3 separate regions of the Mus musculus genome follow, and all the other regions are linked to region 3. A link is a loop called in an ENCODE intact Hi-C map of the cell type or tissue named here. Cell type or tissue: left cerebral cortex. All regions are shown on one strand. Links, peaks and the distances in the headings refer to the core of each region. The heading gives the core; the rest is flanking DNA.

Region 1 (8,497 bases), core at 279-8,278, 75 kb after region 3:
TGCATCTGGCAGGAGTCCTGCCACAAGGCTTTCCATTCAAGATACATCCCCATACTGGGGGCTGCAGCTTTTACTACAGTCTGCCAATCACCAGGAGTCATAGTGTGAGTCGCAAGCCTTTCAACTTGTGCTACAGTGAAATTAGGGCTGACTCCATAATTACAGACTGCTTCTGCAAGCTCCTTAATCTGTATATACTCCACTGAAACATGAACACGCCCTCCCTCATCTCTTTCAAAAACTGGAAATGCCTGTTGCATTTTCCTCTGTTCCTCTTTTGTAATAAATGAGTCTGAATGATACCTCTGCACATAAGGCTCTGAATGGTGCCTCTGCACATAAGGCGGAGGTACATTAGGATCCTGAAGCCGACAGTCCGGAGGCTGAGCAGCAAGCTGGCTTTCGCCAGCCGCTTTTGGCCTTTTTCTGGACTGAGTAGCTTGCATTTTACCTTGCTGGTACCTTTCTCCCTTATAACGAACTGCTTCCTCCTCCAAGTCCATTTCTTCAGAGGAGCTAACTCCTTCATCTGATTCTGAGCTACTAAGAGCTAGCTGCTTAAACTCATCCAGTGGCAGGTAGAGGCTCCTTTCCTTATGTGCCTCTCCAGCTCGATCTCCCTTCTTCTCTCCCTTTCCATCCCTTTTTCTAATCTCTCCCAAGGCATTCTTTCCTTTATATCTCTTTTCCTTGGGCTCAAGGCCCGTGGAAAGGCCTAAATTCTTCAGTGCACTTTGTTTCCTCTCTACTTTTAACTCTCTCTCCCTGCTCTACCTCTGATAGACTTTCTTGAATTTCGTCCAGAACTTTCTGCCCCGCTTCTACCATTTGCTGACAATCCTCATCTGTTAAACACGATTTCACCAATTTCCACAACGGCATGATCCCTGCTTTAAGTTTGCCATTCTGCTGTTCCCTAACTAGATCTCCTTTCAGTTTGTCCCAAGAGGCGACAGTTAACGACCCTGAGCAAGCATACCATGGTGCCACACGGTCTATCTCACTGACAAATCCCTCTAAGGTCTTAGTGGCGATTTTTAGGCCACACTGCTTCAGCACCGAGCGTAAGGCCACTACTATAGAATGGGAGATTCCCATACTGCTGCTGTCCAGTCCTGACTGCGACTGAAACTGGTCGCTGTCCAGGCGCTGTCCAGGCCTGACCGCGACTAAGAACCAGTCAGCAATTCCAGTAGTGGAAGCAAAACAAAACCGAAAGGAAAAGTGTAATCACCGTGCAAACAATCAAAAGGGCTTCTAACTCTGGAGAAAGTTCAAGATTGTACGTACCTTGTAGAGCCTTTTGTCCCACGGTTCTGGTTCCGCCCCGCGAACGAGGGATCTTCCTTGTGCCAGTGTGATGGTAGTTCCCGGGTTCCTCGGCGCCACTTATTGCGTCCCACTCGACTGGCAAGAAAGATGCAACAAACTGGAATCTTCCGCGGCAAAAGCTTTATTGCTTACTTCTTCAGGAAGACCCCGAACCGGGAAAATGGCGCCACTTTTATAGCCCGCAGCATGACGTTTCAGCACCTGATATGGCGTGACAGCTCCTGATTCGTTGCTCGCCCATCACCCCACTATTACACCCCAAGAATGGGAGTGACTAGGAGTGAGTTCACTCTCGTACCTGCGTACAAGGCTTGCTTACTAGTTAGGCACAGCAGAGGCCAGCACCATCTTATAATGGTGATTGCTCGCGGCATGGCTCTCCACAGCAATTACTGGCGACACGCACACGATTGCTCACGGCACGGCTCTCCACACCTGGCTATGAGAACCTTCTCACCCTTGTTTGTGAGTACTCGTGGGCTATGTGTGTGCAATGTTGTGTGTATGTGTGCACATGTATACACATGTAGGGTGTCAGGTGTCTTTCTGAATAATTTTCCACCTTATTTCTCGAGCCAGGATCTCTCACTGAACCTGGAGCTTACCAATTTAACTAGACATGCTGGCCAAAGAGCCCCAGGTCTGCTTGGGGCTTGTCTGCTCCCCTGGCTCTGGGAGCACAGCTGTAAGCTGCCACACCTGCCTTGGGATTCAAAGTCATGACCTCACACTTCAGTATTTTCTTGACTGCCATTTATTGACTCTCTCCCCCAACCAGGACCCTCTTCATACACTGACATCAGACACTGTTCTTCTCTCCATCTTCCCTAAAAAGAAGGACTCTATGAAGGTCCCCCTTATACTATGTCTGCCTCTTTAGCAGGCCTTTGCATGTTCCATCTTTGTGGCTGGTTTTCATACCTACAATTTTCTGAAATAAGTTAATAGATCTTTTGTAAAAGAATTAATTAGGTTTGGATTTTTTTTTTTGAAGCAGAGCTATCTGGCATATTTTCTCAAAACTGAAAGCCAGATGGGTAAGAAGGCTTAGAGGGTAAAGGCCCTTGCCGCCAAGCCTGCCAGCTAGAGCGCAGCCCCTTGGACCCACACAGTGAAGGAGAGAACTGAGTCCTGCAAACTATCTTCTCACCTCATGCACACTGGCACATGCCCGTGCACAGGCACACGTGTGATAAATACCTTCATGCAAGAAGACTATTTATAAACCCATGGAAATTTCTATAAGCTAAAAACCCTACTTGAAGGAAATACATTTCATAGATAAATTTCCAAAAACGCATAAACAAAATGTTTAAGTAATATATATAAAATTCATAAAATTTGAAGAACAAAACCTCACTTTTTTTTTTAATTAGTAAGGGACTGTTTACGTAATATTTGATTCCAGGCCAACTTAGGATTTATCCCATGGGCGGGCACCAAACCCTGACACTCTCATGATGCTATGTTATGCTTGCAGACAGGAACCTAGCATGGCTGTCCTCTGAGAGGTTCTACCCAGCAGCTGACTGAGACAGATGCAGATACTCACAGTATTGGATTAAGGTCAGGGACCCCTGTGGAAGAGTTAGAGGAAGGATTGAAGGAGCTGAAGGGGATAGCAACCCCACAGGAAGAACAACAGGATTAAGTAACCTGGACCCCTGGGAACTTCCTGAGACTGAGCCACCAACCAAAGAGCATACACAGACTGGTTCCAGCAACACCCCACCTCCACCTGGACACATATGTTGCAGAGGGCTGCCTTGTCTGGTCTGGGTGGAAAAGGATGTAGCTAATCCTGTAGAAAAGTGATGCACCAGAGTAGGGGAGCGCTGGGGGCAGGGGGTGGGGGAGCCTCTCAGAAGCAAAGAGGAGAGGGGAGGGGGACGAACTCTGGGAGGGAGGACCAGGAGGGGGCAACATTTGGGATATAAATAAAATAAAATAATAATAATATAAAAATCCTAAAAAATGTTTGATTCCTATAATGGAATAGTAAGGAGTTTTATAAAGTATGAAGTAAATGTCTATGTATTAATGCTGAGAGGTCTTTCTCAGGTTAGAAAAAGTATTGTCAGACAGTGAGCAGTATATAATTCTACAACTAACAGATAGGGATGGGAGAGATTGCAATTATTTTTACACAACACCACAATGGAATAAATATATCTACAGCTTTACATCAGATGGTGAGGAGGAGTTTTGTGTGAGTTCAGTCTTTCCACAGGGATCTTCCCAGCGACAGGTATCCAATCACAAGGAAAGTCCTTCTCTTAGTGCTGAACGCAACAGACCCAGGTCAGTAGGGAGCAATTAGGAATTTTATAGTTTTGACCCAATGACCTCTGTCAGTGGGAAGGAGATCCAACACTGGGGCAGGATACACATTATGTAACTGATCCGGGGACTAAGCGGTTCTCACTGGATCTAATGAGCAGCCTGGCAGAGTGCAGACCTGACCTCCTCGTTGACAGTTGGGATGATGAGAGATGAGAGTATTCTTCAGGTAAAGTTGACAGAATATGAATGTCTGCTCGGACAAAACTCTGTAGGTGCTTTTGTTAGCATGAAGGCTTCTCATAAGAGAGAAATGCGGGCAAAGTTACAAAGACAGGTCTGCACATAATGGAAGCCTGTTCCGTGGGTATGCAACAAAAACATGCTAACAGACGCCCATCAAGGATCCTTAAAGAAGCAACTCCCTGAGCTGGATAAGACTCAGGAAAGCGTCTTAAAATCACATATGCAAAGGCTACAGGTCTGCATAAGGAGAGAAGGAATCCCTTCTTGGATTCCAACCAAGCAAGGTTGCAGTAACTGCACAGGGAGACAGCAAGGGCCATCCCCTGCATTTGCTTGTCGCTCTAATGAGCTACTTTAACGAACTTAGCTGTCACTCAGCACCTCTCATTGACATAAATTTTCCACATTGCAAGGAGCGCTATCAGCTGACCATCTTATTCATCGGATGATGGTGTTAGCTTTCCACCTTCATAATGAAATTTTCCAGTCAGCTGTGAAAGTAGCAGGAAGCCAGCGGCTATATTTAGCAAAGACAAGAGCAACATGTCTCAGTGCTCCGAGGAGAGGAAAACAGAAGCCTGAGTTTCGATTAGCTCAGCCCACAGCACTGCTTATAGATTTCCATAGTTTGTAGCTGGCCAAAGCAGAGGATTTTGTTGTTATGTTTGTAAGTTTGTTAGTTTGCTTGCTGTTTGTTTGTAACAGAAAGCAAAGCCCAATAAACCATAAATTCATAAATTCTCCTGGAAGATGTCAACTCCTTTACATCTAAATTCTCTTCATTTCCACAACTTCCAGACACTTCAACCGTGGTCAGTGTTTTGGGTTGTGGTCCACAAGACTTAATGAGATTGACAATGACATTTCTGCTTAAAAGGATTAGCCTCTAGACCAAGTAGAAATATACACTTATGTATTAGTTATTCAAACATTCCAAGTTACTGTCATTTCCTCAAGGCCACCTCCCCTCCTTCATCCTGGACTCCTCATCTCAAGGAGGAGTATGTATGATTTATCTCAAGTAGGTGAGGATAGCACCTAGATTTCTAACCATGCCTCACTTCTGGCTCATGTTTGGGTCAACTTGTTCCCCTAGATTTGAAATTTAAGAACACTATTGTACTATAACAGTGCTCAGTTAGGGGAACACAGATGACATGTGACTTCCTCTTACTTTTCTCTTTTGTGCCAGTGACTTTCTGACTAGAGCACCTTGTTCTCTGCATACTTCCAACCTCTCACAGACTCACTGAAGAGAGCTTAAACCAACAAATGCTTCCTCATCATTTGTAATTTTTTTTGCAATGAGTTTCCATAGTAAATGACAATTAAAACCAAAACAAACAACTGACTATATTTACCCCAAGGCGAACAACTGTGAATTGATTAGTTTGTTTAGTTACTAATATTTGTAAAGATACCTCAGAATACTTTCAGATATAAACATACACTATGTTGAACTGCAAATCATCCTCCTAAGCACAGGACATGCTATTTCTCTGAATCATTTCCTCTTTGGTGGGCTACAGAGCCGTGAACCTCAGGAGAGTAACAACAAATATGATCAAAGGAGGATGCATTTTAAAAGTCAGTAAAATAAAGCTATGCCATTAGCTCCATCTCCTATTACTCTCGTGAGACCTTCAGATGTCACTCGGAACTAATATTATTGAATCATCACCCTGATAATTTAAAGTCGGAATCTTTATTTAAGACCTTTCTTCTCTTTAAATGTTTTAGCACAAAGTGAAAGGAAGATTTGGTAGAAACATTTGGAACAGATTTGAGATCTTATAATAGATTTAAATTATGTTTGTGAACCACTGGCAATGCCAGTCTTCACTTTACTACAGAAACCTCTTCCTTCCTTTGCAACATTGTGTGTGTGTGTCTCTCTCTCTGTGTATTTGTGTGTGTGTCTGTTTTCTTAATTATAACTGGGTGTTTTTAAACAATCCACCAGGAAAGATTTGTGTCATATTTTAACATGCGTCTAACCCAAAAACAACCACTATATTTAAAAAGGGAGGGATCTCTGTGGAGCCTAAAAGGACGCCAGAGTGGCATCCTCAGACTACCAAATATATAATTCTTCTCTGACTTATAAACAACTGAAGGAAGTCCCCAGAACTTCCAAATGGTTTGTTGTTCTATTATGTTCTATGTTCATCTAGAGTCTGAGCTCATGGTGAATACTGAGGAAAACTTTAGCTAAATCCACCCAAAGGAAGCTTGTCCTGGCTTGGACCAGGCTGTCATGGTCATCGTGGGGCACCGTGGAGAGCAAAGTGATGCTGTATTAATAACTTGCCTCACTGCTACGAGAAGATACCTGAAAAATCCACTTAACGAAGGAAGGGTCCACTCCAGCTCCCTGTCCATCACTGCAGAGGAGACATGCCACAGGAGCTCATGGTGGCTGGCTACTTGCATCCATAGTCCAGAAGGCAGGAAAGGGTCTGATCCTTGGTTAGCTTTCTTTTAAGTAGTCTAGGACCCCAACCCATGCAATGGCCCCACCCTCAGTCTAATTCTGGATAATCCTCCACAGGCAAGTCCAGAAGCTTGTTCCCATAGTGACACTAGATCCATCAAGTTAACAATCAAAGTAGCCATCACAGGTGTCAAGTCTTGAATTTTAACTGAAAAGCTCTCTCTGGCCGTCTTTATTCTCAGCAATCTCTGTGTGCCTTAGAAACTATCCAGGTGTTCCCAGAACCGTGCGTCCCTCCGAATTACCTCTCATATTTTATCATGGTCTGAGTTAACTCATTTTCACAGGTACTTTATCTCTGTTTTAAGGGTTTCTACTAGGGTATTAAATTCTTAAACAACTTAACTCTAAATCCTCTACCACGTTTAAGCACGTGCTGTAGGGGTATCAATTGCAATAGTTCTAGGACTGCAGGGAAATCTGTAGAGAGGCTGGGTTTTGGTTGCCACTGGTTTTCTTATTGGCTGTTTTAGGTGCTTTTATAACAATGAGTATTCTTCATAAAATTTAGCCTATCTTCTTCCCTTGGGAGATTTCTGAGAGAAGCAGTCTAGAGATGGTATTAGCTGGGTGTAATGGCTCGCCCTTGGAATCTCAGGACTTGGAAAGCTAGTGAAGGAGGGTTGGCATTCCTTTGAAACCAACTTGGTGTCCAGAGTGAGATGATTTTTGTTTTTTAAGTTGTGTTGTCATTGACCATTTTTGTACATAGGTTTGGAATACCACTTCCTGAATTAAGGGGAAGGCAAGTAAAGAGTGCTTGTTTTTCTAACAGTTCACTCTAAGTGGCACTCTGGAAAACACTGTGTTTATATGGTTTGCAGATCACATATTTTAAGTTACTCTTTGGGAAGAAGTCCATATTACTGAAATGAAAACGAAATCATGTAAAGTAAAAGTTGCCCATTATTTATGCAAAGTCACAGAAACCATTTCCCCCTCTCTCCTATCCAGCATATTTTATGCTATCCTCTGTGTTATAAATGACTTGAAATAAATTTAATAAGAGGAGCTAGATGGTTATATTAATAATAACTCTAAATTCAGCTCTGAAACAGAGACTATGTCACAGAAGGGAAACTCACGGTCAACCTCAGCCTCATACTCCACCGAGATCTTCACCGGTACACAGCCAAGAAGAGTTACAGAAACATGGTTATTTAACAAAATTAAGAAATAAATGTATAGAACATATTTGGTTCACAGTGAATAAAGACAGGAGTTCCCATTTACTATACTGCATATCATATGGCTTTATAATTTACGTGCACAGAGAATTGGGTAACGATATAAAATAAGGTGTTTCCTCGGCTTTAGAGGCAAGATTTTTGAAACATGGAGCCCCACTGCTCTGCTTAAGTCCATGGAGAAGATGACGTGAGATTTACTTTTCTGAATTGATGGATGGAGACTGAAAGCCAGAAGCAAGGTAGAATTATTTATGACATAAAAACCACTTGGAATAGAGAATTCAGCTTAGATTTATTGACTGGGAGCATGGTAGGAGGTATTGTGCTTCGTGCATTGGTTGCCATTTAAAGATAGTGAAGAAGAAGTTGGAATTTAAAGATAATGAAGATGCTCTTAGCAAGCCCTGTCCAAGTTTCCAGTGTGTCAGAACAGATCATGCTTGCTAGAAGGGAATCAAGGAAAGGTAGAGATGTATTGCTTATTTATTATTTATTATTGTTATTACTTTAGGGATATTTGAAGAAATTTTTGTTACAGATTACCTTGCTCATTTTCTATGATGTGTAAACCTTCACTCCTGCAAGGGTAAAGTCCTTAAAAAAAAAGGCTCTCTTTTAATATCCACATGGCCTTCTAAGGAACACTTTATCAACTCTGAACTATGAGTCTTTCACATAAAGCAAGTGTGAGGATTACAAAATTAAGCTGCTAGCACTTCCCAGCTCAGGAATAAAAAGAATTCTCAAGTTGGGTCAGAAGAAGCACAGATTATCGAGAGGAGATTGAAAAATTTATAAGTGAAGGCAGCCTAGAGGTTTAGGAGGGTAGGTAGCTGTACCAGACACAGACAAGGAAGCTGAAGGCAGAAAGAGGGTGTGATTACTGCTCTTACAACTCAACCTGCAGTTGGCCGATGCTGCTCACCATCAGTCTTAGCTCTTCTCTGCTTATCCC
Region 2 (8,497 bases), core at 432-8,431, 90 kb after region 3:
CAACTTTCTACTTTCTACACATTGTAAGTAAGATCATGCAGAACTTTATTCTGTGCATGAATTACTTAATGTAAACACTGTCTGATTTTATCCACGTTTGGGGGAATGACACAGTGCTGTTTTTATGGCTGCATCTACTTTCTGTTGGCTTACCTGTGGACACTTCAGTTGATTAATGTGTTGGCTATTGAGAGCAATGTTGCAATGAACATGTAATCGCGTAAATATCTTTAACACACTGCTGCTTTCTGCTCTTTCGGATACATGCTCGGCCGTGGGATTCCTGAGTCACATGACAGTCCTATTTCTAGTTGTTTGGTGAAGTTGCTTTCCATAATGGCTATTCCATGTAACAGTCCAGCAATGGTGTGAGAACTCTTCTTTCTTTGTGCTCTTGCTAGCATTTGTTATGTTCCCCCCCCATTTTTGATAATATCCTGAATTTTTAGGCTCTTATCTTTTGCCAAACGTGGTAGCACATTTTACCCATTATTTCTCCAAATACCTTTTCAGCTCTGCCCTTTCCCCCTGCCCCCGAAACCTAAATGACACAAAGATTAGAGCTTTTGTCACACCTCAGAGGTCCCAGAGCATCTTTACCGTGATTGCTTGGGTTCTGATTGGTTTCCATGGGTCGCATGTTTCTCAGGATATTTCTCTCTGTTGAGACTTGATAATCTCTCTCGTCTTCTTTTCCAGCTTCACAACCCTCTCTTGGATTCCCTCCTTCCTTCTTGTCCACTGAACTTTCAAACTTTTCAGTAATATTTTTCGATTGTAACATTTCTGCATGGATCTTCTGCTTTTGGACTGAGTCTCTCTCTACTTCACCACTTTCTCCCTGGGGCCTTTTTATCATTCCTGTCTCATGATGTTTTGGGTCCTAACATTCTTCATGTTAGCGCTGATGTGTATGGTTTATTGCCGTCTTCACAGGATGATGGCAGCTTTTCATTAAAGCCATGGATATATATTCCAGAACATATTCTGAGACTGTGACTATATGTGTCGTGTGTGTGTGTGCATATGAGCATGCATGTGAGTACACACTCAGGTCTTCACCTCACTGCATATTATTCTTTGAGACAGATTCTCTCTCATTGGATCTAGAACTCACTGATCATGTTACGGTCATTGCCTAATGAACTCTGAAGCTCCATATATCCCCACTTCCTTTCTTCTGGGATCACAGACATATAGTGTCATGCATGTCTTTTTATTTAAATGCTAGGAATCTGATCCCAGGTTCTCGAAGTTGCACAGTGTGCTCTTTACCAATGGAAACATCTTCCCAGGATCCTTGCATTCAGTTAAACTTCTGTTTTGTGGTGTTTTCAGTGGAATCAATGATAGGTAGGGATAGAAGCCTAGGCTCCCTGTCAGCACTCCCTTGGCATCCATGTATAGTCATGTGTGTGATTGTGGAGTGAGCTGCTCATTACTCCAGGCCGTGCTGGCATTCCCAGCTCCCAGCACAGTCCCCACTGGCACCATGAATAGGTGATATCATTACTTTGGAGCAGTGGTCATAGCCCTGATTCTCCACTGGCCCTCCTATTGCAACGGGGCCTTGCGAGAGTTGGTAGAGTCCAGACTTCCCACATGTCCTCCACTGATGCCACACAGCCAGCTCTTTGGCTGGGATGAGAGTCTTGGCCATTTCCTTAGCAGTTTGGCAGAATCTAGGTGCTGGTGGCCATGGAGTTGGAATACCTGTATGGATTCTTAAGGGTGGAAAGTCTAGACTTCCCTCAGTGTTGGCCTGCATAGGTGGGGTCCCTTCCTTCTGTGGTGCTGTGGTGTCTGGCTGCAGGAGGATGGTTATTGCCTAAAGTTTCCAGTCCTGCCCCTGCTGTCCCTTTCCTGTTTCCTTGGGTGATGGGTGTAAGAAATTTGCTGGCTTTTCAGTTTTATTTTTGTCTGTACTTTCTAACACATTAGCCAATGACATAGCTTCAAATGTGGGATACATAAGGGAAAGAAGAAAACTCGGATATCTACCACCTGTCACTCTTTGGACCTTAAGCTTCTGGACAATAATTCCATTTACTTTCATGGTGTTGGGTTTTTTGTTTGTTTGAAATATGTCTAGGTATTTTAGTCACAATTCCTAAGAAGTTAATGGAATAGGACCCCTTCTTTCCCACAAGTAAAGGTAGTCTATAGGTCCTTAAGTCTCAAGTAATCACATGTTAATATTATTTTGGAGATAGTCTGATTTTATTATTTGGTTATAGGACTGGTGATACAGACTTAGGCAGTGTTGTGAGTTCAGATTGTAGACCTACTCTCTCTCTCAAAACAATAACAGAGACCTACTTATAGTTAGCTGCACTCAAAAGATACTGATGGATGGATTAGCTTCAGCCAACAGGTAAGCCAACATCAATGTGCTATATGGCACTGCCCCATTTGGTCCCTATATGTTAAAGATTTTTACAAACAACTGAGATAAACAGTAGAGAAACAACTGCATATTGATAGGTAGGAATGATAGTTAATATATAGGATCACAAAATTAGAGCTCAAAACCACTGGGATGAAACAGCAGTAGCAAATCCAACCATTTTCTTTTGCTTCCGAGAGTGTGTGATATCCCATGACCTCAGGATAGAGCCAGTAAATGTGAAGAGCAAGCAAATGTGAAGAAACGTTATATCATGCTAGACGTGGCTTCAAACTTTCTCTGTCCTTACTTCATGTTTGGCGTAATGGTTTCTCTGCACAGAGGGAACCATAACCTAACTTGCTATCCTAACAGACTGCAGCCAACTCTTGCAGCAATACAGTCATAGCTGCTGAACTCAAAGGAGAGCCAGACAGCCGTTCATGCCAGGTTAAACACAGCTGGTCACCGCAGCTGGGCTAAATTAACATCATCTCTACTTCCTGCAGGTCACTTCCTTTTCACTTATAAAGCCAACCAGCACATGTTGTGTGTGGGGCCTTTCAAACCATTTCTGAGTTGCCACGGCCTGATCCCAAAGCTGCAAATAAAACCAGCTAAGATTAGCAAGGTTGGGTTTGCCTTAATTTTCTCTTTTGAAAGAGATTGGTCATTTTAAAATTAGAAATTAAGTAGAATTAAGAGAAGCTGGTATTAGTTCAAACTGAATTTAAGGCCTTGGCACAGGCATCAAAACATAGACTTGTAGCTGTCAAGAAATCAGGGGCTGCAGTGGCTCAGAGCAAGAATTCTACTGCAGGGGTCCTGAGTTTGGTTCCCAGGACCCACGTGGGTGGCTTACAGCACCCTCTTTTGGACACAACAGGCAAATGCACTCCTACTTACAGAGACCTTCTCCCCATAGACACATAACTTAAATAAAAATACATTTAAAAAAGCTTAATGCAATTCAGGATTATTAATATGAGTGGCCAAAATAAAGGAAGTAACCGTCACACCGTGTGCGGCCAAATATTTAGATCACTGCGCTTGTACACCTGGAGATGACAAGTGTATTTGAAGGTCACATGAGAAGTGACAGAAACTTGTTTAAGTGAATGAGGAGAAGGAAAGAAAACTGATGACACACATGGAAAGATAATGAGTCACTCCACGCAGTGCCACACATGCGCAGTGACACACTTGCACAGAGCCACACGTCCAGACATCTCTGTAGAAATACGCATGTGGGCTGGAGAGATGGCTCAGCCTCTAAGAGCACTGGCTGCAGTTCCTGAGGACCCAGAATGCACAAAGTGGCTCACAATCACCTATAACTCTAGTTTCAAGGGACCTGGTGCTCTCTTCTAACATCCACGGCTTCTGCACACAGGTGGTACACTATATACACTAGGGTACACTTTGTATACACACACACACACACACACACACACATATATATATGTGTGTGTGTGTGTGTGTGTGCATAAATAAATAATTTGTATAGTATAATATGTAATGTATTATATATAAATAATTAAATAAATATTTTAAAAGAATAAGTATGAAAATAGAAGAATTAGGAGCAATTGGGGATAGAAAAAAAGTGCTTAGGACCAGATGACTCTCAGGTTCCTTTAAAGAGCCTACGTATCTCTAAGGACTGAACTGTAAGGAGGAAGGAACCATGGTGATAGGGTGTGGTGGTGATAGGTGTGGGGATGGGGTGTGGTAGAGGCAGCCAGCATCCCCAAACTGAGCATGGCTGGTGGGGTTTTAATAAGATCCAGATATGAGTAAGAAAGAAGAGATATTTTCAATTAAAATAAATTCCATCATTTATATAAGGAAACAGAAGTGTGGGGTTTCCTAAGGAAAGGCACACAGAGGAAAACTGGATGAAATTTCAGCGCTTGTTATTCTAACCCAAGAGCTCTTGTTTCTGATCGTGGAGTTCAAAGACAATGGAATTTGGAAATTATAAGGAGAGGCATCGGCTTCCATTTTATTTATTTAAAGTTCATGCATGTGTGCTATATTTTATATTGTTCCTCATCGCCTCTTCTCTGTGCCCCCTCAAATTCATGACCTCTCTCTCTCTCCTTCTCCCTCTCTCTCTCCCTCCCTCTCTATATAGATAGATATTATATATCACATATATAATATAATTATATTTCTGACTACTTTTTAGAACCTAAAAGTGACCCCCCCCCTATACTTACCTCAATGCCCACAGGTAAGTGTAAGCTCTCACCCTCATCAAAGAACTTCTTTTTAGCACCAGACAGAGACCACTACAGAGGTCCAGAGTCCAAGCACAGAGAACAGCTGACAGACTGTGGAGTGCCCAGCCCCAGCCCGCACATCTACAACACAACCCTACACCCAATGCCCAGAGAACACGGTGGAAGAAGACCAGGAATTCCGTCGTGGGACTGTGACATCTGCACCTGATTGGAAAGCTACGGCCAGGAAACTGCAACAGTATGGCAGCCTAAACAAACCATGAACAACGGCAGCACCAGCGGACATGCCGACATGGAAGGGGGACATCACACGACCCAACCCTTAGATGAAGAGTTACAGCAACCAAGGAACAACCGAGGGAGGGAGAACCAGTATCTGGGGATGCATGTGCTTAAAGTTTTAAAAACGAATTTTCTATAGTGAGATAATTTCCAGATTTAATTGAAAATGAGAATAAAACTCTCAGTGTATTTCAAAACACTTGTTGAGAAGTGAGTGTTTGCCACCTCCTGATCAATCCCTGGCTGTCAGCTTTAGAGCTCTTTGGAACTGTTCTCGGGGCAGCTGCACACTGCCATCGCCTGGACACCGACCCTAATTATAGATCCCTAGCATGACCAAGGAATCAGAAGCTTATTGTGGGAGCACGGAAGGCTTGGGGTTGTTTTGTTTTGTTTTGTTTTGAACCTGAGAGCTTCAGGGGATTTACCTGGAGGGGTCTGAGTAAGAGGCAAGGACCGTCTTGGGGGTAGATTTCTGCAACAGATGGTCCATGGGGCATGGTGAGCCTCAGGCTGTAGGCTGAAAACAGCATCAATCAGGATGCGTGTGAATCACTGAGTAATAGCTTGGCTTATGATACTTACATCTCAACCCATTGCTGGACAAAGCCATTAGTATAAAACATTTTCTGAGATAAAGTAAGATTAGAGGATGCCAAGAGGAGTAGAAAGTTTGCTGTTGTTTTCTTACAAGACATGTAAGAATTCTGTAGACAAAGGACTATAAAACAGTAAAATACAGTTTTTCCTTTGCATTTTTCTAATTTTTCTAATTTTACTTATTATATATTTACCTTTTAAACTTTATTCTACTATTTATGTATATTTACTTTTTATTTTATTTACTTTACTGCTTTTATATATTTACTTTTAGAATTCTACTTTTGTGGTCAGAGATATTATTTCATAAAATAAATCCATACCAGCAGACCAAAGGCTTGTTTTCTAAGCTTTTTAGTAAGTCATAGCTTAACAAGCAAGAGTGAGCTGAAATAATGAAGACACTTCATTCACTTGGGTGCTCTGAGCAAACCTTGTGCCACCTCCAAGAGTTGGAGAGGGGCTTGTTTGCGGTGGTTGCCTGTGGTCGTGGGGAGCAAGGGAGCATTCACACGGGGACACTCCATCTTCATTCCACCTGTTGCTTGCTTTGAAGTCTGGCTGTGACTGGGACCCATGCCTGAGAAGGGCTCATAGTGTTTGATAATCTGGACTCTTGTGGACTAGCGAGCTTCAACATTAACCAAGGACCAAGACAGAGGAGTCCCACACACTCAAGGAACACTATGAAAAATTGTACTGACTAAAGTTTCTTATCACAGTAAGTAGTTCTTGTCAGCACTCGGAGCTTTGAGCAATGTGAAGCAGGAGATGCCACTGTCATCGGCATGCATAACTCTTGCTCCTTTACAAGAGTGAGCGCCACCTTAGTTCCCTCCTGACTTCTCCTCACATTCCCTTCTGTCTTTCACAGAGACACATGGTGTTGAGCAATTTGGGATATCCTGTCTAATCGACCATTCAGTACAAGGCCAGCAACACTCACGCTTGATAGCTAGCAGGTCGTTGTGCACAGAATTGTGAGCTAGGGTAGAGACACATACACTTCCAACGATGGCTGCTGCCCAAGAGCCTTGATTCTTTTTTATTATTTCTTGCTGTGAAATATCTATAAAGATCAGCTATTTTCATCAGAGATGGAACTATGCCCACAGAATCAAATTAGTAAGAAGTCTTGATTGTCCGTGGGCCATGGGAGACCCAGAAAAGTGATTTCATAGTCACTGGAAAAGACACCCAAGGCAGTAATTTTAAATTTGGAATATACTCATTCAAATATAATCATAATCACTTGAGGAACTTGTTACAATCAAAACAGCAGATTCTCTATTCACGACCTTATATCATACATGCTATTCCAAGACTGGTGCCAGACCACCCCCATCAGAAGCAACACTGCAAAATGACTGCTTGATTTAATATAACACAACACCCACAGCTTCCAGACTCCCTCTGCCTCATTGTCCTAAGCAAATAAGCTTAAATTAAGATAATTTAACTTTTGTTACTAATCCATTAGCAACTTAAACTGTGAAAATTCAAATATAGCCAACAGCCACATTTCTAAGCATGGGACAAATACAATCAACTACCTCATGCTTTAAAGCACTGTCTATTGAGTGGTGGGGCCCACTTGCAGTTCCTGGCCGCTCCTGTCCAGTGCCCTTGTATCTATGATAAGCATGAGTCTCCCTCTGTCTTGCTCTCTGAAGCGCCCTGCTCATCACTGCTGCCTCCCCGTCCTCTAACTGAAGTGATCTTTCTTAAACTCTAAAATGCATGCTCTACAATCTAAAGCCACCAACTTCAAAGTTCTTATTTACCAGTAGAGGTCTGTCTACATGTTTTTAAAGGAACTCCTTTATGGCTTTTTAGTATTGAACTAGGCACCTCTGACCCCTCTCCCTCTCCCTCTCCCTCTCCCTCTCCCTCTCCCTCTCCCTCTCCCTCTCCCTCTCCCTCTCCCTCTCCCTCTCCCTCTCCCTCTCCCTCTCCCTCTCCCTCTCCCTCTCCCTCTCCCTCTCCCTCTCTCTCCCCTCCTCTGTGTGTGTGTGTGTGTGTGTGTGTGTGTGTGTGTGTGTGTGTATACCCATGCGCATGCGCACAAGCACACATCTATGTGATGTCTGTACAGGTACTTAAGAGTGTACGTGTGTATCAGCAAGGGTGTGCATGTACACGGTGTGTGTGTGAGTAGGCCAAAGATTAGCTTCAGATATCTTGCACTGTTGTTCTCCATCTTCTATTTTTGATACAAAGTCTCCCACTGAACTTGGAGCTCATCAATAAATCTAGCTCATCAATAAATCCCATCAATAAATGAGCTCTGCGGATTCACTTGTTTTGACTCCACCCACTCATTGCTAAGGTAACTCAGGTCCTCACGCATGAGCAGTAGACACTTTATCTACTAAGCTATCCCCAAGTCTGATGCTTTATTCTTGATCACCTTTCTCTTTAGTTACATTATCCACTTAGTAGCTCATGAGTATTTCTTCCCTTTTAATCTTCACAGAATTTTGTAAATTGTGCTCATTTTGTGGGTTTTGTTAAGCTAAACAGTATCAGGTAGTCTTCCCTGATTTTTCGGAGAAACCCAGGCACGTGGCTTGGAGGAAGTGCACTGTCCGCAGGCAAATAAAACGGTAGACCCCTGATTCTCCCGGGAATGGGCAGTTCTTCTTGTTGGGCACAAGGTGGCAGGCTGTATCTATGTTCCTCATCCTTTGAAAGGCAACTAGGAGAGGCTAAACCTGTCCGTTTTGGAGACCATGCAAGGTTACTTTTCAGTGAGGATGGTCCTGCTGAAACACGAGAGCGGAGAGAACGAGCAGCCTGTCTGATGGGGGAGGGTCCTGTGGGCTTCTGCAGGACTGGATCTGTACACGTGTGTATTTAAGAACAGCACATTGTGAAGGCGTTCCAGTTCCCTTACAAGGCAGCAGATATAACCCTTGCAGGTGCCTTGAAGGGCTGTTCATGTGTGCTCAAACATGGGGAAGGGGGAACACTCTAACAAGGG
Region 3 (8,497 bases), core at 321-8,320:
CCTAATGCAGGTGTCATGTTTCAGCCTGCCAGATGATACAATAGATACAAAGGCTACAATGGATGCAAACTATCCATTGGTCCTCTAGACACTCACTTCTAAGCAAGAAGCTCCGGCTACCTAGCCTGTGTGGCTTGATTAGTAGCTGCTCATTAGCAGTTTAGGGTTTTGTTCATTTATTGTTTGTTTACTTTAATTTTTGTGTGTAACTGTTTTGCTTGCATGCGTAGTAGTGTTCCATGTATCTGCCGAGCCCCAAGGAGATCAGAGGACTACAACAGACCCCTGGAATGGAGTTAAAGAAGAATGTGAACTGATATCTAGGTTCTGGGAACTGAACCTGGGTCCTCTGTAAGAACAGCTCTGCCATCAATCCAGCCCAGCTGTTCAGTTTTGAGAAATTAAAACACAATACCTGTGGCGCAAGGAGATTCTGCTTCTGAGATGGGTCAGGCACCAGCCATGTGGCTATAGGATCTGGGTGCAGGCTGTAAAGCTATTTCAAAAAAAAAAAAAAAAGTATGCATTTGCTATTATTAAAAAAAGAAACACAGAGCTCTGTAAGCCATAACCTTAACATGAACAACGAGTGCTTATCTTTAGGAGTATATTCTTAAAGGCTTTTTAAATATTTTCTTCTGCTCCTACATCGCTGAAATTCTAGAAAACTGACTTTTGAGCTTTTCGGCTACATCCTAAATCCCATTTGATGACTTATACTGTTACTTCTTTTTAAAATGCATCCTTGTATTTAAAAATATTTCTCTTGTGACATTTTAAAGTACTAGTTATGGTCTCTCTTTCCTGTATGGAAATGTTAATTCTCCCATCTTGTTATTGTAGTTGAGCACCCATGTTCTCCAGACTGTTGGAAGACAGGCAGCCCCACCACCAGCTCACACATTCTGTGCACAAGTGCTTCCCTGACTGTCTTCGCTGAGCAATGAAACTGCAATGACGCTCTACACTTGGACCTGAACTCTGTGTGCCTTTTTGTCCAAGCACAGGGTCTGTGTTACACCAGCATATTCTTACCTATGTGGAGGCACAGGTATGCCAATGCTGCTGGTCTTATGTTGAAACATGTAAAGGTACTGGTTTGGTTTTCATTCTCATTTAGGAAAATGTGATCTAAAGTCAGCTAATAGATCCAAACAGCACAAATGGACTTTTCTTTTCAAGATGGACTTGGATGGTATTGTAAATATCATAGTCATATGATCAGCTCCAGCTGACATCTGAGTGACCTTCTAAAGTCAGCCTGCAGGATTTTCCAAGCATGCTGACTCAGGAAAGAACCAGTCACTCAAGGTCCTGTGACCTGCTTTATGTAAGTAGCAATTGTCTAGAACATGCTTTTATTATATTAAAAATCTAATTATAAGAGAATCTGTTTATTAAAAACAATGGCCGATTTGGTACTGTCTCTGTCTAAAATACATAGTAAGTACTTTGAAATACTCAGGTCTAATTATATAGATGAATAAAATGGCAACAAAAAATTGCTGTTCCTAGCAACCTTTGCGACGCTGGCGAACATTCTTCAGTTAAATGATCAACCCGGAGGTGCTTACCTTCTCCTCTGAGCTGCCAGAATCAGTCACTTTCACCTTTAAAACAGAAAAGTGACAAGGAAATGCGTGTGAGTGTGCTAAAGCTAAAATTCATTTGTTTTCAAGAATTCTCTCTAAGATTCAGCTGTACTCACCGGGAGGGAGGAGGCAATGCCAAACAGGCAAAAGCAAATCACTGCCAATCTCATGGTCGTAGTTAGTCCTGCAACATATTTTATGAGGCACAGTTGATGTCTTGTCAGGTTCAAACACACTCTTGGCACCACTAGATCACCACCAAGTCACCAATAATTTATGGAATCTTTCTACATCTCAGAGAAAATTTCAGTGAGTCAATATTTGTGTGCCTTTTCTACCTCTCCACCTCTCATCCTTAGCAAGGAAAAGGGCAATTTCACAACTCTATTCATCCAAACTTTACGTCTGGAGTCTCAGAGCTTATGCCCCCACTATCTGATGTCTCTAGAGCTCCACACCAAGATTTGTTTCACAGTAATCGAGTAATTAAAGCAACGAACTACCATGAGAGTACTTTCTGCAAGGAAGAAAAAGAGAAAATAGAATGATAAAAGAAAATTGCTTTTTCCATTTGCATTTCAAATGTGATTTTAACTTACATTATACAAAGCTGAAAGAAACAAAGATATCTTTGAATTTGAGTAAGATGTTCTATTTGGACTAATAATAATAATAATAACAACAACAATAATAATAATAATAAAAATAAAACACTGAGAGCAGGCAACAGCTTTTCTGTGCATGTTGATGAGTCTGTGTTATCACACAGGGACCTTAGTGAAAACTGTAAAAGCCAAGTGCAGAAGCGAGAAATTAAGGAAGGTTCTCTTTTGAAGTGAGACAGTTTTCTAAAAATAACTGTATCTGGTTTATATTAATATAGAGGATCCTCCTTTACTGGTCTCCACAGTCATCCAGCCACTTTAAAATGATGCAGACATTTGTTCCAAAGATACATAGAACTTTACAATGTGTGTGTGACAGGAGAGAGAGGGAGAGAGGGAGAGAGGGAGAGAGAGAGAGAGGAGGGAGAGAGAGAGGAAGAGAGAGGAGGGAGAGAGAGAGGAGGGAGAGAGGGAGAGAGAGGAAGAGAGAGAGGGAGAGAAAGAGAGAAAGAGAGAGAGAGATTACTAGCAGATCTCTCTCTCTCCTTTAGAGGACCAACTAGATTTATTTTAACTTCTACATCCAACTGGCTTTGAAAATACCGGGAAACCTGCAATGTACCTGACCAGCTTATTCAAAAAGACCAGAACAGCACGAGTCTGACTAACAAATACGACTGTTGAAAGAATGTTCTCTGGACTCACCCTCAGAATTCAGCCAGGAGAACTGCAGCCTCATGGGCCACTGCAGGCTTACCTTGGCTGGTTTCCTCCGAGAATGCCTGCCGCAGAAGACTGCAAACCCAAGCAAGGATGCTTCTTCAGTGTGAGCTGCTGGTGGCTCAGACCTCCCAGAATTTAAATGCTGGTCCAGACAGTCTCCACCAATCAGGAGGTGGAGTGATGTGTCATGAGGTTTTTGCCACTACCCGGCCCACCTGCTCCTACACTTCCTCCTCTGGTTTTGTGGTTAAAAAAAAAAAAAAGGAAGAAAAGGAAACACACACAAAGCATTACTGATGAACGATGTCATTAACTACCCTTTTCATTTATAGACTGCATTTAGAATCCCGGAAGAGCATCAGGGATCCATAAGGAAAGGAAGAGTAGATCACCCTCACAGAGACTTTGTTTATAGTTACTGAATTAGTAGAAAAACATCAATGGGGATGAAAGGTATGGATTCTCCTATCTAAGTTACAGATAAAGGCCACATGGATACACAATTTGATTCTCTCAGACTTACTTAAATCTAGAAAACTGCTGTCTCGGCAGAACTTTCAGACCCTCCCTTTTGCCTTTGTATTCGGTAGCTTAGGTTGGCCGGGCCACAGTGGCTCTGTTTTGTACTCCGGAAGATCACCATGAATTTGAGGCTAGCCTCGGCTCCATACTGTGTTCCAGGTCAGTTGGGGCAACAGAAAGTGAGACCCTCTCACAAAAGAAACAAAACCTCACAACAAAACGAAACAAAGTAACAACTCAGTTTTGACACTTGAGCTATGCAGCCGCTTGCTCTTTGTGCAAACCACACAGTGACCCTGAATTCCTCTCCTGCCTCCACTGACCTTTAGAGACGTGAACCTCGTGAACCTTGTTGCTCTGTTGGAGCAGCTGGGAGTGATGGTTCTGATGCTATCTAAACTATAATGGCCATATAGAGCAGAAGAGGTGGTTACTCCAGATAGAGCCCGCCTAAGCAAGCAGTTTGTGAGACTGGAATGCTTGCTGGGTGGGGAAGCTGCAGGAGCCAGACTGCCTTTCAGTCCTTCTGTAAGCAGTGCCAGGTGTGACCTTGGGCAAGTCACTTAGTCTATCTACAGGACAATGGATTAGTGTAAGTGCAGTTGATAGCACTTCACATTTTGCAATGCTCCTTCCCCCACATGTTAAAGAACGTGTATATTTTAACTATTACAGAAATCTTCAGCAGAGGCAAGGAGCTGAAATTTGTAATGCCTTTGAATTGATCTTTAAGCTGTACACGTTAAAGGGTTCTCTGAATATTTTTTTAAAGACACAGCTTATATTTCTGAATTATCTTTTTTGAGTTTTATTTCCTGGAATATATAAGGTTGGCTACTTAAAAAGATTTTAAAATTTGTATTAACAAAACGTTACTGAATAGTTAAGAGGTATTCAAATGAGATAAAATTATAGGTGAAGCAGACTTCTTTAAATATTTAATACTGCCCTGCAGTTACTTCCTTTCTTTTCCCGAAATGGAGAACACAGGCTTATTACCTTACATCTCCAATGTAAGAGGCATGCAGAAATTGAGATTAAAGTTAAGTCAAACCTTTGTTGTATTAGATATTAGTGCTACTTGCCAAACCCTGCTTTTAATATGAATATAGGTTAAGTAATCTTCTACAGAGTTAGAGTAAGTAGCACAAAACTGTTTTGAGCATTTGGGTTATCTCTTGATAGATGTGTTCTAAATGAATTAATATTATTACTTTGAAGGTCCTTAGCACACACTTTATTAAGATGACTCCTATGACTATCAAATATAAATCACACAGGTTTTTAACGTTGTAAAAACAGACTCCTTATTTCTTTTAAAAGAAAAAAACCTAACAACAAGCGTTTTTGCCCTTTAAGCACAACACCCACTGGAGTTTGTGTTTTCAGTGTTGTTCAGGGAAATTCCACAAATCCTAAGGCAGCAAGCCGTCCACAGGGTTTCACTGCAGTTTACTCTGCGCCCACAGGAATGATTCAACACGAATTAGGGAGGTATAGGAATAGATTTTGCTGGAGCTGCGCCACCTCGAGCTGAACCATATGACCCCTCCAGGACTCCTTTTCATTCTAACTCCCAAGTGCCACACGATGGCAGCATTTCTAGAAAGGGCAACAGACAGCCCTCAAAGGCTTCGAAGATTTTCTGAATGCATCCTTAGAGGCCGACTGTATGCACCCTGTTTCCCAGAATGCCGAGTAAGGAAGTATTTCTCAGCAATGACCCAGTTGGCAACCAGGGCCAGGGACCCTGAGAACCGAAGCACCTCTGTCCCGCTCTGTTGATGCCTTCAGCAATCCCATTGCGACAGGACTGTCTGCTTCCCTCTTCCTACACTCATACCAGCGACCTTGAGGATGAGGCTTTGCACTGGGAGCAATTCTGCAAAGCAGAGGACAAAACGCTCTTCTAACTCGAGGAGGCACGCGCTTTTGCTTTCCGAATCCAACTATGCTGCTGACATTTTCCCTGAGTGGGAATTTGTAGTTGTTTAGAATTCACACATTAAACAATTTAAATGCAGCACTGTTAGTTAGCTCTTGTATTTCTAAGTCTCAGGCTCAGCTAACAGTTGGTAGATAGGAGCAAGAGTTTAAAATGCCCAAATTCTTTGTAAATCTTGTCAGTGGAAATAAAGAAGTTTAGTTGCAAAGGGTAATTTGTGATCTTAAAATGTAAATACTGTAAGAAGTTAGATAGAAACATAAAGAATATTGTTGTTCTCTTGTTTACATAAAAATTCCCACATCACTGGAAAAGTTAAATGCTTAATGCCACTTAAGTTGACATTCACCTTATCTGGAAGTTTGTAATAGTACAGTTGTAATAGTACAGCTTTCTCAGTTACATATATTCATTTTGTCCCCAAATAAAGATTCAGATGTCTTGGAATTGTCTTGCCAGCATAACTAACCTGTCAGGAGTTTAGTCTATGGAAAGGAGACATTATTCACTAAAGGGTGAGATTTTTAGATTCAGACATGAAAATAGTATTAAGAAATAATATAAATTCTTTTATCCCATTGTTAAATGCCATAGACAACAAAATCCACCTCCGAGAAGGTGGTCATATAGAAGGTGGTCGTATAGAAGTTGGTCTTATCTTATAGAAGGTGGTCTTACATGAGTAATCATTAATTTTAAACTAAAACAAATGAAAAAAATTGACCTTAAAGCCCAGGATATGTTACAGAGGGGGAAAAAACCCTCACTGAATTGATGTCTTTAATTTATATGTTTTAGGGCACAGAAAGGTTTCACTGTGATATTCATGCATGTATATGATTACACATTTTTATTCTTTCTCCCCAGACTTTCCTTTCCCTCTTTCTCTTGTCACCTTTTGTTGGCCCCCCAAGGAGTCTTCCCTTCTGCTTGCATAATAAGTAACATCAAGTCTATCACTCTCCATCTTATCTCACTGCTTCCTTCAGACTTCTTTCTCTTCTCTCACGGTCATACACACACACACACACACACACACACACAAATACGTACACACAGATACATAGACACAGACACATAGACACACAGACCCATAGACACCCACACATGCACACACATGCATACACATGCACACATACACAGGCACACACACAAACGCGTACACACAGATACACACACAGACATACACACACAGACACACACAAATACGTACACACAGACACATAGACACACACACACACACATACAAGGCACTGGTGCACTGTGAATAGTATTGCAGGAAATATGAGCTGAAGATACTTCTGTGTTGTGTTAACTTGAGCATATAGCATATCTGTGTCATGTGGTCTTTCTACTTTTAGGGGTTTTTGCTTATTTTCATTTTTGAGATAGCATTTCTCTGTGCAACAGTCCAGGCTGTCCTGGAACTTGCTTTGTCAAGCAGGATGCCTTCAAGCAAGCTCAGACCTACACCTCTCTGTCTCCCTAGTGCTGGGATTAAAGGCATGCACACCACCTTGCCTAAGTTAATACACTGCAGACACGCCACCTTGCCCTCCTAGATTGCTTGTTTTAGAAAGTCCCATGCTGATTGCTGATTCCTACAGTGGAGTGATTAAACTCATTTATGCTCCCAGCTGTGTATGAAGGAGCCCTCCTCCTTATTCCTTATTAGTACTTCACTATCTCTCTCTTCCCCCACTGTCTCCTTCTAACTCCCTCCTTCCCTTCCTCTTCTTTCTCCTCTCCTTCTTCCTTTTCCTCCTTCCCTTCCTCCTCTTCCTCCTCTTCCTCTTTCTCTATTCCTCTTCTTCCCTTACTCCTTTCGACTTTCCTCTTCCCTACCCTTCTCCTCTCCCTCCTCTCCTTCCTCCTCTTCCTCCTCTCCTTCCTCCTCTCCCTCCCCTACATCTCCTCTTCCTGTTTCTCCCCTATTCCTCTTTTCCCTTACTCCTTCTGTCTTTCTTCTCTACCCCTCCTCCTCCTCCCCTTCCTCCTCCTCTACTTCTCCACATCCTTCTTCCTAACAGTGCTTAGGACTGAACCCAAGGAACTAGAGCCATCCAACCTTCTCTTCTGATTGGCTTCCTGTTCTACACTGAAACAGTCTCATGCTCTACTACTGAGATACAGTTCCACTTTCTAATATTTATGTATGTATGTGTGTATGTATGTATGTATGTATGTGTCATTATTCATAATGGGGACACATTAACGTTCTTCATGTTGAAGTCCCCTTAAAGTAGATTTATTTTCTCAAATGATATATTCCTATACTGACGGGTTGAATACTCGTGAAAATGAAATGACATTTGAAACTCGTGTAGCCACTGGGGTTAAGGAAGTGTGGTTGAGAAGGAAACTGTGGGATGTGGACAGCAAGGGTCATAGTCAACATCTTCTACCCAAACTGTCACTTAAAGAGCATTGTGGGATTTGACCGGAAAGGAAGTCCCCCTTCTCATCCAGCATCCAACATAGGCGCAGAGAACTTCACACCTATAGCAACAGTGAGGCGGGCTCTGGTGAATACAGAGATTCTGAAGAGAGAAGTCTCTGCTTCAGAAAAGAAGATAGCAGCCGCAGGCTCTCATTTGTGCAGACATCCAACTGGATCAATAAGAAATAATGACAGATGTTTTGCAGAATGAATAAAGGGACAAAAACATTCTATGAAATCAATTTAAGAGAATACTTGTTAAAACTTGATGTTTAAGTAATCTTTGGTAGATAATCCATGGTAAGTTAATATAAGAATGTGATCATTTTAGTGTAGAACGACAACAACAACAACAACAAAAAAGAGAAAGAGACAAAATCTGGACCCCAGGAAAGAGGCTAAGGTGGATATTTTCAAGGTCCACCTACCCTAGAGGCATTTTCTTGTTTGCTGTTGAGGGATGCTTACGTTAATATCCTCTCCCCATACAAATACAGGACATAAATAATTGCAGCACAAGTTTGATTTTTTTCTTTAATGTTTGAATCATTAATATAATATAAATTCTATGATGTGTTTCTGTAGGTTACATGTCAGAATTCATTCAGTGAATGAATAAATTAATCTTCTATCATAAAATGTCTGTCATTTCTATGCAGCACTGGTGATT

Evidence for each region. Peaks named below come from ENCODE experiments on the same cell type or tissue, not always from the same donor. Only the 100,000 strongest peaks of a DNase experiment are listed, where the experiment ranks them.
Region 1: it touches region 3 in a loop (2.8-fold over the local background); 21 of 42 quality-filtered maps call a loop at or near these places.
Region 2: it touches region 3 in a loop (8-fold over the local background); 21 of 42 quality-filtered maps call a loop at or near these places.

What each region holds. Positions count from the first base shown.
Region 1 is chr5:104,354,648-104,363,144 of GRCm38, reverse strand. No RefSeq gene overlaps it. Among named protein-coding and RNA genes, the nearest start is that of Mepe, 34 kb to the right of the region's middle. In left cerebral cortex, for the core only: no CTCF peak of the experiment used is centred there; DNase peaks (open chromatin) are centred at 3,563 and 4,356; H3K27ac peaks cover 415 bases.
Region 2 is chr5:104,339,780-104,348,276 of GRCm38, reverse strand. No RefSeq gene overlaps it. Among named protein-coding and RNA genes, the nearest start is that of Mepe, 19 kb to the right of the region's middle. In left cerebral cortex, for the core only: CTCF peaks have their summits at 3,256 (motif pointing left), 5,202 and 8,152 (motif pointing right); DNase peaks (open chromatin) are centred at 3,584, 5,178, 7,882, 8,186 and 1 more place; H3K4me3 peaks cover 209 bases.
Region 3 is chr5:104,429,654-104,438,150 of GRCm38, reverse strand. It overlaps Spp1 (secreted phosphoprotein 1), which reads right to left and starts at 3,040. Exons shown (of 7, transcript NM_009263.3): 1 at 2,955-3,040; 2 at 1,709-1,776; 3 at 1,575-1,610; 4 at 416-496. The coding sequence starts at 1,762. RefSeq lists enhancers at 2,153-2,189, 1,939-2,258, 3,070-3,116, 3,734-3,742, 3,747-3,774, promoters at 2,954-3,944, 2,995-4,475, 3,018-8,497 and a cis regulatory region at 4,424-4,438. In left cerebral cortex, for the core only: a CTCF peak has its summit at 5,015 (motif pointing right); a DNase peak (open chromatin) is centred at 5,074.